Regions from separate parts of the Homo sapiens genome. Here region 1 is linked to region 2. Evidence: read pairs that join two places in POLR2A ChIA-PET (ENCODE). Cell type or tissue: endothelial cell of umbilical vein. All regions are shown on one strand. Each heading gives the region's core, and the rest is flanking DNA. Links, peaks and the distances in the headings are about the cores only.

The links. ChIA-PET counts read pairs that join two places held together with the same protein. Peaks named below come from ENCODE experiments on the same cell type or tissue, not always from the same donor. Only the 100,000 strongest peaks of a DNase experiment are listed, where the experiment ranks them.
Region 1: POLR2A ChIA-PET joins it to region 2 with 5 read pairs; 3 of 35 experiments call an interaction of 5 or more read pairs at or near these places.

The regions. Positions count from the first base shown.
Region 1 is chr13:100,503,704-100,510,956 of GRCh38, forward strand. All of the region lies in intron 21 of PCCA (propionyl-CoA carboxylase subunit alpha), which reads left to right. Among named protein-coding and RNA genes, the nearest start is that of PCCA-AS1, 26 kb to the left of the region's middle. RefSeq lists enhancers at 5,586-6,204, 6,205-6,823, 6,824-7,253. In endothelial cell of umbilical vein, for the core only: no CTCF peak of the experiment used is centred there; a DNase peak (open chromatin) is centred at 3,108.
Region 2 is chr13:100,293,199-100,300,451 of GRCh38, forward strand. The region is part of intron 12 of PCCA (propionyl-CoA carboxylase subunit alpha); the gene reads left to right. Among named protein-coding and RNA genes, the nearest start is that of PCCA-AS1, 180 kb to the right of the region's middle. In endothelial cell of umbilical vein, for the core only: no CTCF peak of the experiment used is centred there; DNase peaks (open chromatin) are centred at 5,113 and 5,723.

The DNA.
Region 1 (7,253 bases), core at 1,931-4,430, 210 kb after region 2:
GACCAGCCTGGGCAACATGGCAAAACTCTGTCTTTACAAAAAATTTAAAAAAAAATTAGCCGGGCATGGTGGCATGTGCCTATGGTCTCAGCTACTTGGGAGACTGAGGTGGGAGGATCACATGGGCTGAGGAGGTTGAGGCTGCAGTGAGCTGTGATCACACTACTGCACTCCAGCCTGAGTGACAGAGTGAGATCCTCAATAATAAGCAGTCTTCAGTGTTTCATTTTACCCAGGCTAAATGTATTTGTAGTATACATATATGTTTATATTTTGATAGATTCATGTGAGTAAAAGATATACAATAAAAATTGACATTACCGAAGGGGAGTGGGATTAGATGTGAGAGGGTGGATTAGTAAATTGTTTTACACACCTCTTTACCATTGGACTTGTTACAATAAGCCTATAACTATTTTTAACTCCATAAAATACATTGTTTTATAAGAGCTGTCAAATTTCACTTGCTCAGTCCCCTGATTCTCATTTTCTTATAAAATCTCAGGTTCCTCAAATATGAATTCTTCTGCCATGAGAAATTAGCAACATAGTCTTAAAGTCTGGGGAAAGATTATAGTCAGATCCACATAGATAGGACAACGTTCCAAGTCGGGAGAATGTTCATATGAGAATTGAATAGAAGGCCAAATTTTTAGGCTAAGAATATGATCAGAGGACACTTCCAGTGGAGAGAGTCAGCGTGAAGAGTTGAGGTGCATGGCTGTTGTGCATCTGAGAGCGTGTACGCGGGCGTGAGAGCGATTTAGATCCCTGTGTGTTGAATTCGAGACCCACCCAGACAGCCTCCAGTGTCTTCTCAGTGACTGTGCCCAAGATTTCTGTCCATCTGTGGACATGTTTTAATGACAGCAATTAGTGGTAATGATGGCTATTAAATACTTAATGACATTTCTGTGTTCTGAGGCTTCTTCATACAAGAATTCACTTACTGGCCGGGCACCGTGGCTCACACCTGTAATCCCAGCACTTTGGGAGGCTGAGGTGGGCAGATCAAGAGGTCAAGAGATTGAGATCACCCTGGCTAACATGGTGAAACCCCATCTCTACTAAAAATACAAAATAGCTGGGTGTGGTGGAACGTGCCTGTAGTCCCAACTACTCGGGAGGCTGAGGCAGGAGAATCACTTGAACCTGGGAGGCGGAGGCTGCAGTGAGCCAAGATCATGCCACTGCACTCCAGCCTGGGTGACACAGAGAGAGACTCTGTCTCAAAAAAAAAAGAATTCACTTACTTTCCACAGAAGCAGGCACTGTTATGATCCACAGTTCATAAAGAAGGAATCTGAGACATGGAAAGTCGACCTTTCCCAAGCTTGTAAGTGGAACAGTATTCTGACTCCAGATCCTAAATGGTAAACCACTACTCTCTGCTGCCTCGCAGCCTGGAGATTTTCTGTAAGAGAGGGGCTAAAATAAAAAAGCCCACCTCATATTGATCACATTCTTAGTAATCCTTGAATACGTTTATATTGTGTCATTCATGAATGTCTTTTCCCTCTGGCCAGATTATGGTATTTAGGTCAGGAGCCATTTTTTCTTGTTTATTTTGTATTCTTACATTGCCCAGATATGCTCGATAAATGGTTTTTGAATGAATTAACCAAACTGTTTCTCTAATTCACTATGCTTTTAACTGTCTAAGGAAAAGACAACCGTGGGGTCCCTCGCTGCATGCCTGGGAACCTCTCTGAACACGGAATCAACTTCCTTTCTTTGATTTTAGAGCCAGATGTGATGTTTGAAGAATGTAATCTATTTGCTCTCAAACATGGAGAGCATAGAGCTAGAACTCCAACAATTAGAAGTTAATCTGAGATGTCCTACAATACATGATTTTAAAATAAAATCCACCAGTGTCAGTCTGGTGCAGTGACTCATGCCTGTAATCCCAGCACTCTGGGAACCTGGGGCGGGCGGATCCCTTGAGCCCAGGAGTTCAAGACCAGCCTGGGCAATGTGGCAAAACCCCATCTCTACAAAACATACTCAAACACTAAGCAGGCATGGTGGCGTCTGCCTGTAGTCCCAGGTACTTGGGAGTCTGACGTGGGAGGATCACTTGTGCCCAGGAGGTCGAGGCTGCAGTGAGCCATGCCTGGGTGCCAGAGTGGTACCCTGTTTCTCTGCCCACCCTCCCCCATCCCCCCCAAAAAAATCCACCACTCTTTCATTCTGAACAACCAGAGATGTTTGGAAAGGACACAGGAAATAATACCTGGTGAATAGTTACTCTCGAGCACTTGCTAGGTGCGCTGCAGATCTTCGTAAATTTAATCCTCAAAACAGTTACTCAAGACCTGTATTAGCTTGATTTTAGAGTTGACATCTGTCTGAGAAGGAGGTAACTTGGTCAGAAGGTGCCATCTCGTTGGGATGTCACAGTCGGGCCTGTTGGCTTCAGAGACTTGGGCTTTCATGCTCTGCTGCTGCCAGGACGGGGGCCACATCGCCCTGTCTCCCGATTTCTCCCATGGCTCTCCAGGACTTGGCCACCTTCAGCATCGTGTGTTCTGTACACAGCACAGCATGAGGGTGCCAGCAGTCCTCCTTGGCTCAGCGTCTAGGATGTGTCAGAACTGTAAACCCCAAGATTCTTAGGCAACCCCCCTACCAGCGCTCATTTCTGCTACTTCAGACCAGAAACCTTCGCGGGCGGGGGTGGGGGCGGGGGCGGCGGGGGTTTCAGTTGCTTTCTGCTTCAGTTTTCTTGGCCGACGGTCTACCTCACAGTATCACAGTCATCTTTACTTTCGTTTACTCTGCCTTTCTGTATTTTAGTTTCTGAATTTCTGTCCCATAAAGCCAGCATTTAGGCATTTTGAATTTTGAGTTTCTTCAGTGAATTCATAATAGTAAAAATATTTAAGAAAACCTGTAAAGGCAAGATTGTTGTTGAAGCCCCTCACATTAGAACACTTCCCAGGTGCTCCAACCTGGGGGGGACTGAGGACTTACATGGGAAGTCAGAGCTCCCCATCTTTTTTCCCCAAAGGTCATTCATTCTGACAGCATGACTTCAACTTGATATGAGCAAAGAGCATTTCAGATAGGAGGAGAAAAAGGAAGAGGGTTGGGCACCGTCGTGAAATGGTACACTTCCTCACCGCGGTGCTTATCTACATAATTGTGTTTTTATAACATTTCCTTTACTTTTCTGTAAGCTGATGCTGCCCTAATTATAGATTTTTAAGAGAACACTTCATTGTACCCCAAATTATACAGTGCTTTAAAAAGGTACTTTCTTACCGGTTTACCAAATACCTTATAAATTCGTAATTACATAAAACAATTCGAGATACAGAATAGAAACAGCCTGTACTGTTAACAGGTGTTGGTATTGTTATATAATTGAGTACATGGCTTTCAAAGATCTATAATATTTTTCTTGAGTAAAAAGAAAAAAATGACTCATTATAGTCGTAATGTGTCACAGAGACTCCTGATCAAACAGAATGCACATGTTCTATTTTGTGCATTCTGTACAGTTCATTGTAAATGGACTTGCCTTTGTGGAAGTGAAAGTGCCACTTATTCCAGCAAATTGCCTTTGTGGCATATGCACCTACTTGTTAGACAGCTTGGGGGCACTTGGGCCAGGCAGAGGCTGGGCCCCCTTTATCATGGGCACACCTGCACACATGGCACTATGGCGCCACACTCCAGGTAGGCTGCTGTCATTAACAGACTTGCTCCTTGGGAAACCCACTGAGGACTTCTCAGTGCCCTCCTGCCCATCAGAGACCACCTCGGAATTCTTAGAAGACTAGGAATGGGGCAGCTTCCTAGACGCTAGCTCTTTTCCCGCCACATCAGTTTTAGGCCTCTCTTATGATACAAGTGATTCAGATTACAAGGTAACCTCAGTGCAACACAAGGGAAGAAATAAATCCTCTCTGTTATTGAGTGCTGGGTCTAGTGTTTAATTTTCTTTCTTTTCTTTTCTTTTTCTTGAGACAGAGTCTCGCACTGTGGCCTGGGCTGGAGTGCAGTGGCGCGATCTCGGCTCCCTGCAACCTCCACCTCCCAGGTTCAAGCGATTCTTCTGCCTCAGCCTCCCGAGCAGCTAGGATTACAAGCGCCCACCACCACGCCTGGCTAATTTTTTGGATTTTTAGTAGAGACGGGGTTTCACTATGTAGGCCAGGCTGTTCTTGAACTCCTGACCTCATGATCCTCCAGCCTTGGCCTCCCAAAGTGCTGGGATTATAGGTGTGAGCCACCGCACCCAGCCTAGTGTTTAATTTTCAATTTAATTTTTGGCACTATTTTTTTTTAAGTTGCTCATCTTAGGACAGTATAACTGGAATGAGCCTTGTGTTTCCAGTTACAAAAACAAGACAGAACAAAGGATGAGGCTAGATTTTTGTATTATTGACAACCCCATATTCTTCCCTCCAGAGGAGAGATCATCTTTCGGAAGCAAGCCCGAGATACACACAGTCTTACCCATTCCTTCAATGCTGTTGATGATTAGCCTTAAGATGGTTCTTTTCTCTAAGGAAACCCTCCCCATTTTTGCAGGATGTTTGAAAAATGAGTTGCTGAATGGGCTTCAGATATTCTTATTCTTCTGTTTTGTTGGGATTTTCTTCCCACTCCTATTTGTGTTAATTTTTCCCTCGAAAAATGAGATTGCTGCTCACTGCCGTTGAGCCTCCTTGTGGCACATTCATTGGTCCAGTAAACGACTTAACTCCAAGAACCACCTACCAGTAACACAACAAAACCTTGAGTACAGATTGATTCATAAATGGCAGCGGACGAGTGTTGAAAGTGACGCATTATGTCGCTGCAATGTATTGACATTATCAATTGTGTGTCACTAAACAGCCAGGCTAACTGGATGATTTACTTTGTGTTTAACTGCCTTTTTCAGTTGGAGCAAATGTTGAGGAACTGGGATGCAATGTCAGAAACCATATATTTTCTTCTGTTAACACCAGCTTCACTGAGGCGTGTTGGTTTTGGCTGCAGGCTGTAAGGCTCTAGTGTAAAAAGGTCTAAACAAGTGATTAATGCCCAGGAGGCAGGGCTTTACACTGTCTCCACATCTTTTCTCCTTTCTATTTGTGTTGCCTTAATGCTTGGGGTGGGGGGTTCAGGCTATTTATTGTGCTGACGTTGGTTTCCATCCTGAGAGTCCTTGATGTTTCTTTGTGGATTTTGTTTGTTTTTAATATTATTTAGCATAATAACCTAAACCGTAAACGCTTGCAGTTGCGATCCAGGTGTCCTTAGTTCAGCAGTCAGACGTATAATAAGGGCCACTCTGTACAGTGAAAGGTGACAGCTGTGGCCCCCAAAAAAGCAGCTCTGGACTTTCCCCTCCCAAGTTTCAGTCCTGGTAACTTGAACTAGACTTGCTAGTTTCTTGAAACATTGTTTTATTTTCTTGCAAGTTAGTGTGGTGTTCATATTTCACAACGCTGAAAGATACAGTGTTTCTCAAATGTGCACTTGCCAGTAGACGGATATGTTAACTGTTACCGTGACGCTGAGAACTGGAGCTGCTAACTGACCCTATGCGTTTGTTCTCTGCGTAAAATGTTGTAACAGTGCTAATTACTAAGCAGCTGAATTTGTGAGAAGGTCCACAGCACTAATCTGCGCCTCAGTGTTGCCTTGCTAGTGAGAAAACGTGAGCATGTACTCAGGACACATGTACTTGATGATGAACTTCCAGGGGCACGTTTATCTGTGGATCACGGACGGTTTGACTTGTGGGACGTAACATTTGATTTCTATATGTGCGCTTTTGAGACACTCGTTTTTACCCTATTAAGAGTTGTTGAGTGCAGAACAAGACATTTTAAAAGGGAAGAGTAACATTCAGAGATTTTAAAACGGAAGCTTTTAAATTACTACTTGCTTCTGTTTATTTTTTATTTTTTGCTAGTTTTAGAAAAACAAGGAAGAATATCTCAAGTTGGAATAGTCAGATTTCAGTGTTTGGGTGATGGTGTTAAAATCGTTGTTTTAATGGTAGATGAAAATGATTCTGTTCTGTTGGATTCACATCCTGAATAAATGTTTCTACACAATTAGAGTCTATAACAGACTAAGCCAGCATAGTGGTGGTGTGGGTTTTTTGTTTTGTGTTTTTTTTGTTTTGTTTTGTTTTGTTTTGTTTTGTTTTTGTCTAAAAGAACAACTTCAAGCCTTGGGAAAGAATTTGTTTTTGCCCTGTGGATGGGTCAGAAACATCTGCTTCAGGTATAGTTTACAAGCGTTATTTATTAACCCATGAGCCGAAAACCCAGATGAGGAGCTCTGACTATTGAAAACTACACATTCCATGTTTTTATAAATGTATATTAAGATGAATTCCACATACCTATTATTTGGATTTCTGGCAGCCGGAACTTCTACAAGGAATTTGTGTTTTTAAAAAGGAATGTAAAATTAATTTTTCTTGTATCAGAGTTTTGCTGTATATGAAGAAATCCTGCTCATGGGCAGAAAGCAAAGGTTTCAAAGGAACCTCATCTCCATATGGTTTTACTCGATAATCCTTTATCCACCATCTTCAGCTCTCATTCCTTTGCTTTCTCGCCTGTGGCTACATTTCTATCTCTGCATCAATTAGCACAGTGATTTATACAACAAGCAAGCAGTTTAGAGGTAATGGTACACAATTAACATCTCATTCCACCATAAAGGGTATGCTAAATACCCCAGTCATTGCTTTCTCTGCCTGGAATTGAAATAAGTGTTTGTCCTAATTCATATGCTATCTGATGTGAAGTGGGCCTGCTTTGTACCGCACTACACCATTAATCTAATTATAGATAGCTGCAAATGAAGTGCTGTCTGAGCTGGGAGATTGAAGAAAATAGCCTTTTGTCATTTAGCATGACTCTGTGAAGCAAGATCACACTTTACAGGGCAATACTACAAAATGGAAATCTCAATAATATTGCTGCCTGTTGCATCTTTTCTAATTACAACAATATTGTAAACACAACTGGGCGCTGATATAAATAGAGCTGTAGATATGCTGTCATGTGGGTTGTAGGAGAAAGTCCTCCGAGTGCTGTTGGATTAAATGATGCATCCTGATTGACAGCTACCTTGAGACTGCACTGATGGAGTTGTCACAGCATTATGCTAACAGGCTGCTCCAGCGACTGCAGCTGTAGGAGGCTGTGGTTCGCCCTGCGCCTTAGCTGCTGCCTGTCCATGTCCGCTCCTTTGCCTGGGCTGCACCTCCAAAGGAAGGACGGCCGTAGGCT
Region 2 (7,253 bases), core at 4,374-6,873:
TGCTTATGTTGATTGGTACAGTGCAGGAGGAATCTACTTTTACCATGGAAGGAAAGGTACAGTACAATTGTTGAAATTCTGTGAAGGCTATACACTCTAATCTCATCAGGGGGAATTCTGCATCACAGGGAACCTTTATATTCCAGAAAGATTTTAGAAATTTTTTTGTAACTTGATTTTGCCCTTTGCCATTTGTTTAAAAATTAAGAATTATTGCAACCTAAATTCTGGTTTATAACAATTAACTATAATTGAACAAATACCATATTCTAATTTCAGACTAGTTTTGGATTAAAAAAAAATTTCTAGACCTGCCAGATGAAAATATTTTGGTCTTTTATGGAATTGGAGTGTTTGATAGAAAGAATGAGGAGAAATTATTGGGAAAAGGATTTCTAACTAATTGTAAAATTTCATTCTTGTCAGAAGGGGCATTTTGGATGTGAGCAAATGTTGACCTTTTTGATTGTATTTAAAATGATAGAGGCCAGGGCTCTCAGGCTGTTTAGAGTGAGCCAGAATTGGGATGTTTTGGCATGTTTTGTTCTGGGAAACTGAGGATAGAAGGTAGGATGTGTTATACCCTCCCTTATTATTTACTGAACCTTAGTAGAAAATGAAGGAAAGAAGTTTTTGGTATACAGATATGTATAGATAAGCTTTTCAGGCACTTAGATTTGGGGTTTTGTTTTAAAGCATATTGTAAATGATATTGCTGTCTGAGTTCTGGACTCTTTTTATCTATGTTTAACTTTTTAAAACTGGTCTTTGTATTAGTTTGCTAGGGCTGCCATAACAAAGTATCATACACTGGGGTGGCTGAAACAACAAAAATGTGTTTTCTCAAAGTTCTGGAGGCTGGAAGTCCAAAATCCAGGGGCCAACAGGGTCAGTTTCTTTTGGAGGCCTTTCTCGTTGCTTGTGGGTGGCCATCCACTCCCTGTGTCTTCCTGTGGCCTCTCCTCTGTGCCTTGTGTTGTCTGGGTCCTGATCTTCTCTTATGAGGATACCAGTCATGCTGGATTAGGGCCCACTCTGATGATCTCATTTTAACCTGAGCACTTCTTTAAAGACCATGTCTCCAAATACAGTCACATTCTGAGGTGGTGGGGCTAGGACTTCAACATACGAATTTTGGGGGGTACACAATTCAGCCCATAATGGTTTCCTTATCATTTCTTCATGTGATTATTATTCTTGGGGTCACCAGGGGAACCCTATAATAGAATCTGTTCCGTTTTCGTGGTCACTCTTTTTTTTTTCCATGTATACATAGCATATAAAAATTTTAAACAACTTACTAGAATATGACTGGTTCTAAAAATCCTATCTCCCATCCCCCCAAAATGAAGACTTGACACCGGTTAGTCTATTCTAAACATTCTGATTTCAGCTCCAAAGTGAATTTTTAAGGACAAGTTCCAGAAATGAATTGGCAGTGGTGATATTAAATGCATATTTAGTTTTCCAAGATGAGCTGGAAAACTAAATTTTTAGTTTTTAGTGCTGTTGGACTATTTAGGAATAGCCAGTACTCACTTTGATGTATAGTTCTGATGTTATTGGCAAAAATAAACAAATCAAAAGCACAAAACAGGCAACTGACAATGTCATGTCTCTGAAGAGCACATCTGTATATAATCCTACACAGGTATACGCACCTTCATCCATCTATTCTAAGCACGAAGAATGTATCAGAGAAAAGGGGAGAAAAATTGGTTTCTAAGCCCTGCAGTCCAACTCTTTTTTTTGTTTTTTTCTGAGGTAGAGTCTCACTCTGTCACCCAGGCTGTCACTCTTGAATATAACCATTGTTTCCAAGGTGAGTTTATAGGAGTGATGTGTTGGGGCTTATTTCCCAACATGCTTTTCATCCTTGAGTGCTGTGGATCAAAATCTAATAACCTTAGATCTTTATTTTGAAATCCTGTATTCTCAGGAGGTAGAGCTTCAGAATTTTAGTAGGTACATGCTAGATTCTGTTCCGTGAACAGAAAGAGCAGAATCTTTCTGAACAGACAGAGCAGAACCAAAAATAATGGCATTGACCATCCTTTCAGGCTGGAATAGCAACAAACTACAAAGACAGAGGCCTATTATGCCAAACACTTATGAAACTGAATTTTATGTAATGGGACAGTTTCCTCATATTTCAGTGGGTAATCATACTAAACTACTTTGCTAAGTTGAATCCAACAAGTTCTGCTTACAAAAGATAGCTTTCGAAAAAACAAGTCTTTGTAATACCTGTCAGTTTAGACAGGATATATTGAATAAAAATGTCACTTAAAATTTTGTTAATTTAAAAGAACATTATTTTGATAACAAAAAATTTCAGCATTCTCTCACCACACCATATCTTGAGAGCAATCTCCTATGCCTTCTCTATTAAATGACAGTGATGTATTGAAGAAGTTTGTGCATGTGTGGAAGGATTTTGTAAATTTCAAAGTGCCACACTGATGTTGGTTATACTTAGGTATGGTGGGCCTTACACTTTTAGGGGCAGTTTCTGCTTTGACTAAGCAACTGGGCCACTACTTACCAGCTGCCAAATAATTAGAGCTGCAGATATAGCACTGTTGAAGGAATTTTAATACTTCTCATCAGCCTCCTCCTCATAATGGCCAAGTTAACACACACTGCGTCTTTCTGACTTCTTTTTACATGTTGTGACTTTTCCCCTTTTCCCTTAAAACTGATTTTCCTCAGTTTTAATTTTCATTTCAAGTCAACTCAGGTATATAATTAAAATTTCCTTGAATCTTGCTCACCTTCAGGATGACTTGCCTGTTATTCAGTTACTGATCCTGAAAGTTTTAGAAATTATTAGGTAAATATCACAGTAAAATATTTAAAAGTTTAGGTCAGAGGAAACATATCGCACAAACTATCTGCTATTGTATAACTATTTTTATTTAACATAGTGGGAGGATTCTGACAAGAATGTTGGTCAAGTCAGATGTCTTTATTTTTAATAATGTTTTATAATATGAAAAACAAGTCTTTCTAGGGACACTATTTTTATTTTTATTAACTTTTTTATTTTTTATTTTTTTGAGGCAGGGTCTCACTCCCATTTCCCAGACTGGAGTGCAGTGGCTCCATCTTGCCTCACTGCAGCCTCGACTTCCTGGGTTCAGGTGATTCTCCCACCTCAGCCTCCCAATTAGCGGGACTACAGGCATGCGTCACCATGCCTGGCTGATTTTTTTGTATTTTTTTTTTTTTTAAATAGAGACAAAGTTTTGCCATGTTGTCCAGTCTGCTCTCAAACTCCTGGGCTCAAGATATCCACCTGGGTTTTTCTCCCAGAGTTCTGGGATTATAGGGGTGAGCCACCGTACCCTGACGTATTTTTCTTAACTTTAAATTTTGAAATGATTTCAGACTCACAGAAAAGTTGTAAAAATATTACAGGTAATTTCTGAATACACTTCACTCATATTTACCACATTTACTTTATCTTTCTATCTATATCTGTATTTACTGGAAGCATTTCAGAGTAAGTTGCAGGCCTAGTGGCCCTTTACTCCTAAATATGTCTGTACTTCCTAAAAACAAGTAAATTTTCTTATGTAACTATAGCACCATAATCAAAATCAGGATTTGGACATTAACATATTACTGTCTTCCAATTTAGGGACTATATTCAAATTTCCCCAGTTGCCTCATTAATGCCTTTTGTGGTAAAAGAAAAAAAAATCTGGTTCAGCATCCTGCATTGCATTTAGTTGTTGTATCTCTTTATTCTCTCTCAATCTGGAATAATCCTTAGTTTTTTGGTCAGTTGTGATCTTAACATTTTTTAAGAGCATAAACCATTTATTTTATAAAATGTCACTCATTTTAGGTTTGCCTCTTTTCTCATGTACTAGATTCAGTCTTTGCATTCTGGGCAGGAATAGAAATGACACTGTCCATCTATGAGCACCATGTTGGTAGCACGAAGTGCCTCTTTATCCCATTATTGGTGGTGTTGGCTTTGTTAAGGAGGTATCTCTGGCGTTTCTACACTGTAGACTTTCTATTTTCCTTTTGTCCTTAATAAAGTATCTTATAGGGAGATACTTTGAGACTCTATAAATAGCCAGCATACTTTCACTCACTAGCTTTAGCATACTTCCTAGTTTGTATTTAGTGAGGAATAGGCTGAAGATGACAATGGCAGTGTCAGAGTTTATTATTATAATTTTTAGAATCATGAGGTAGGTAACAACACAGTGCCAAGGAGATTTAGTTTTCCCTAAGCTTATTCTGCTACCGAAATGAGATACATTAAGCACTCAGAGATGAAGCACAACCTAATTTACCTCACAGTTGCATTTGACAAGCTTGGTTATATTTTGGGAAATAAATTTGAAGCAACAGATGAGTAAGAGGGAGTGGTAAGAGGTATTAGACACGATGCTAATAGTGACAGCTTGGTGGTGATTAAGAATACAAAACTAAAAATAGCAAGTAGATCTATAAAAAGCTAGCCGATTGTTACCATCTAGCGTAGGTGTATGGAGCTAAACATATTTATTCTAGTCCATGAGGGTGATTATGGCATGAGATGTTATAAGGCACGATTATGTCCTATAATATGGCATTTGATAATTTTTTGTACCTGTTTGAACAAAAGATTCATGGTGAGCTAGGGATATAACCAATACAAATAAATTTATCAACAACTGTTAGACTCTGCAGTGTGGCACTCCCTTGAGAAATTTGTCTTTGAGGATTCAGGTATTATAACTTGGTAGGGCTTACTCCTTTTTTGTGAGTGTGAATTTTTTTTTTTTTTTTTGGGTTCGGGCTTACTCTTGCTCACTAAATCCCAAGATTTATATATTCACATGCTAATACGTTAACAATGCAAAACAGTGCTGTCTGGTGGATCCCTGATTTGTGTGCTTTTTAGAAAGAGCACATTGCTGTTGGGTAGGAAAAACATATGAAGCCAGGTTCTCAAATATTTGTGTGGTAAGGATGGAGTAACAATAAGGGAATTCCATTTTGTATTTTGAATGTTTTTGAGGCATTGTTTCCAAAAGTGTGTTCCATGGACTTGGCAACTCATAAAGGTACTTTGCAAAAGGAGGAGGAAGTGCTGCGCAAGGCCCTTCTCTAGGAGAGTCACAGGACATATGGGCATCCTAATGACAAGAGTCTTTCCTAAACAATCTGTTGAACTGAGATTAACCCGGTGTTTCCCAAATAGAAGTGACACAGAAACCTTTTCCCCCCACATAATAGCCCTCAAAACAGATGCATATTAGCATCAGACTTCTGTAGTTACATTTTTCTTCTAAGTGGGACAAGATGAACTTGTTGGTTTACCAGACACCAATTTTTGACTTTTTTGTTTTTTTATTTTTATAACCTTTTGATCAAGTTAACCATCTTTTCCCTCCCTCCCTCCCTCCCCTCCCTCCCTCCCTCCCTCCCCTCCCTCCCTCCCTCCCTCCCTCCCTCCCTCCCTCCCTCCCTCCTTCCTTCCTTCCTTCCTTCCTTCCTTCCTTCCTTCCTTCCTTCCTTCCTTCCTTCCTTCCTTCCTTCCGTCCTTCCTTCCGTCCTTTTGTTCCTTTATATAACCCTGTTCTATCACTTAAGTATTGAGCTTAACTTGCAGAGAGAAACCATTGCTAAGCACTTGGGAATAGGGGGATATTTGTGATTATTTAAGCAATGTTGTGCTTATAAGATTTCTGGTAATAACACAGTCTAAAGGAAATGCTTCATATCCTGTGGAGTAGCTTTGGAATCCTATGTATTTAGAAGGATTTCTTTCAAAAATGTTTAAAATTATAAGTTTTACTTTAAAGAAGTTAATTTCTTTTACCTGGAAAATTGAAGCAAGTTAGACTATTTTGTGGACTTATGCAGTACTTGTCAAAAGGTAAATGTTTTTTAAAATTTCTGTTAGTAAGGATTTTACCTTTAGCAGCTTGTTATTTTAGTTATCTGCTTAGTTGCTTCTAATTTGAATTACTTGTAGCTCCCTAATTTAGATTGTAAAATGTTATGGCTCTGTTATATGACTTAAGTTTAGAACACAGTGGGTCCACTTTTGGATCCCATTCAAAGTGGATCTGATGTACTTATTTTCCTACACAGTTAAAGATCCCTCTTCAAAGGTGAAGCAGAGACACAATAAATTTGGATCTTGAAACCTTCATAGTAATATGCTTTTTAAAAGACATGTATACATAATTGTATAGCCATTGCATATACTTTTATACATACATTTCTTTCATATACATTACTGTCAGGAAGATCAGGAAGATAATGTCATCTCTTTAGTGAGATAAATTCCAACTCCATCGTGACCACTTACCATAGATGTGACTCTGTATTTGCTGTTCATTCATTCAATATGTATTTATTTGCCTTGTATATAGTATGTACTTATATGGGCACTGGTCATAGAAAGAGGAAACTGAATGGTTCACTTAACTTTTGAAATTGTCTTTTCACCTATCAGGGATGTGTGAATAGTATTGATGTAAAGCACTTGGCACGTGGTAGGTTCACCTCTTTTTTTTTTCCTGAGATGGAATATCGCTCTGTTGCCCAGACTGGAGTACAGTGGTGCAATCTCGGCTCACTACAGCCTTCTCCTGGGTTCCAGCAATTCTCATGCCTCAGCCTCCTGAGTAGCTGGGACTACAGGCATGTGCCACCACACCCGGCTAATTGTTTTTATTTTTAGTAGAGACAGGGTTTCATCATGTTGACCAGGCTGGTCTCAAACTCCTGACCTGAAGTGATTTGCCCGTCTTGGCCTCCCAGAGTGCTGGGATTACAGGCGTGAAGCGCCACACCCATCCAGGTTCACCTCTTGAGTAGAGTGCTGAGATGCTTTCTCACATGAGATTGGTTTCTAGTAATAATAGAGGGTTTTTTTGCTAGTTACTTTCTTATTGTATTTATCTTATAGAGTCTTGGTTCTTACAAAATCATAATTTGCTTTCAAAAATACATATTTTAAACTACCTAATAAGATCTTTATTTAGTGTCACATTTACGAAGGGTTGATGCTTATTTTAGTGATGATTTGTCATTAAAATTATGTCAAAATGTCTTAAAATGTTGTTGAAACTGTAAGCAAACTCAACACGCACAAAGCTAATTATGGGTGCCATCTGTTTATTTTTACAAAGCTTTTTTTTTAAGACTATGGCATTGTCTGCTTATGATAAGCTTCAAGATTATTATAATGACTAAGTCCTGTCCTTCAATTAGTGTAGTTGAAGATGGGAAGATAA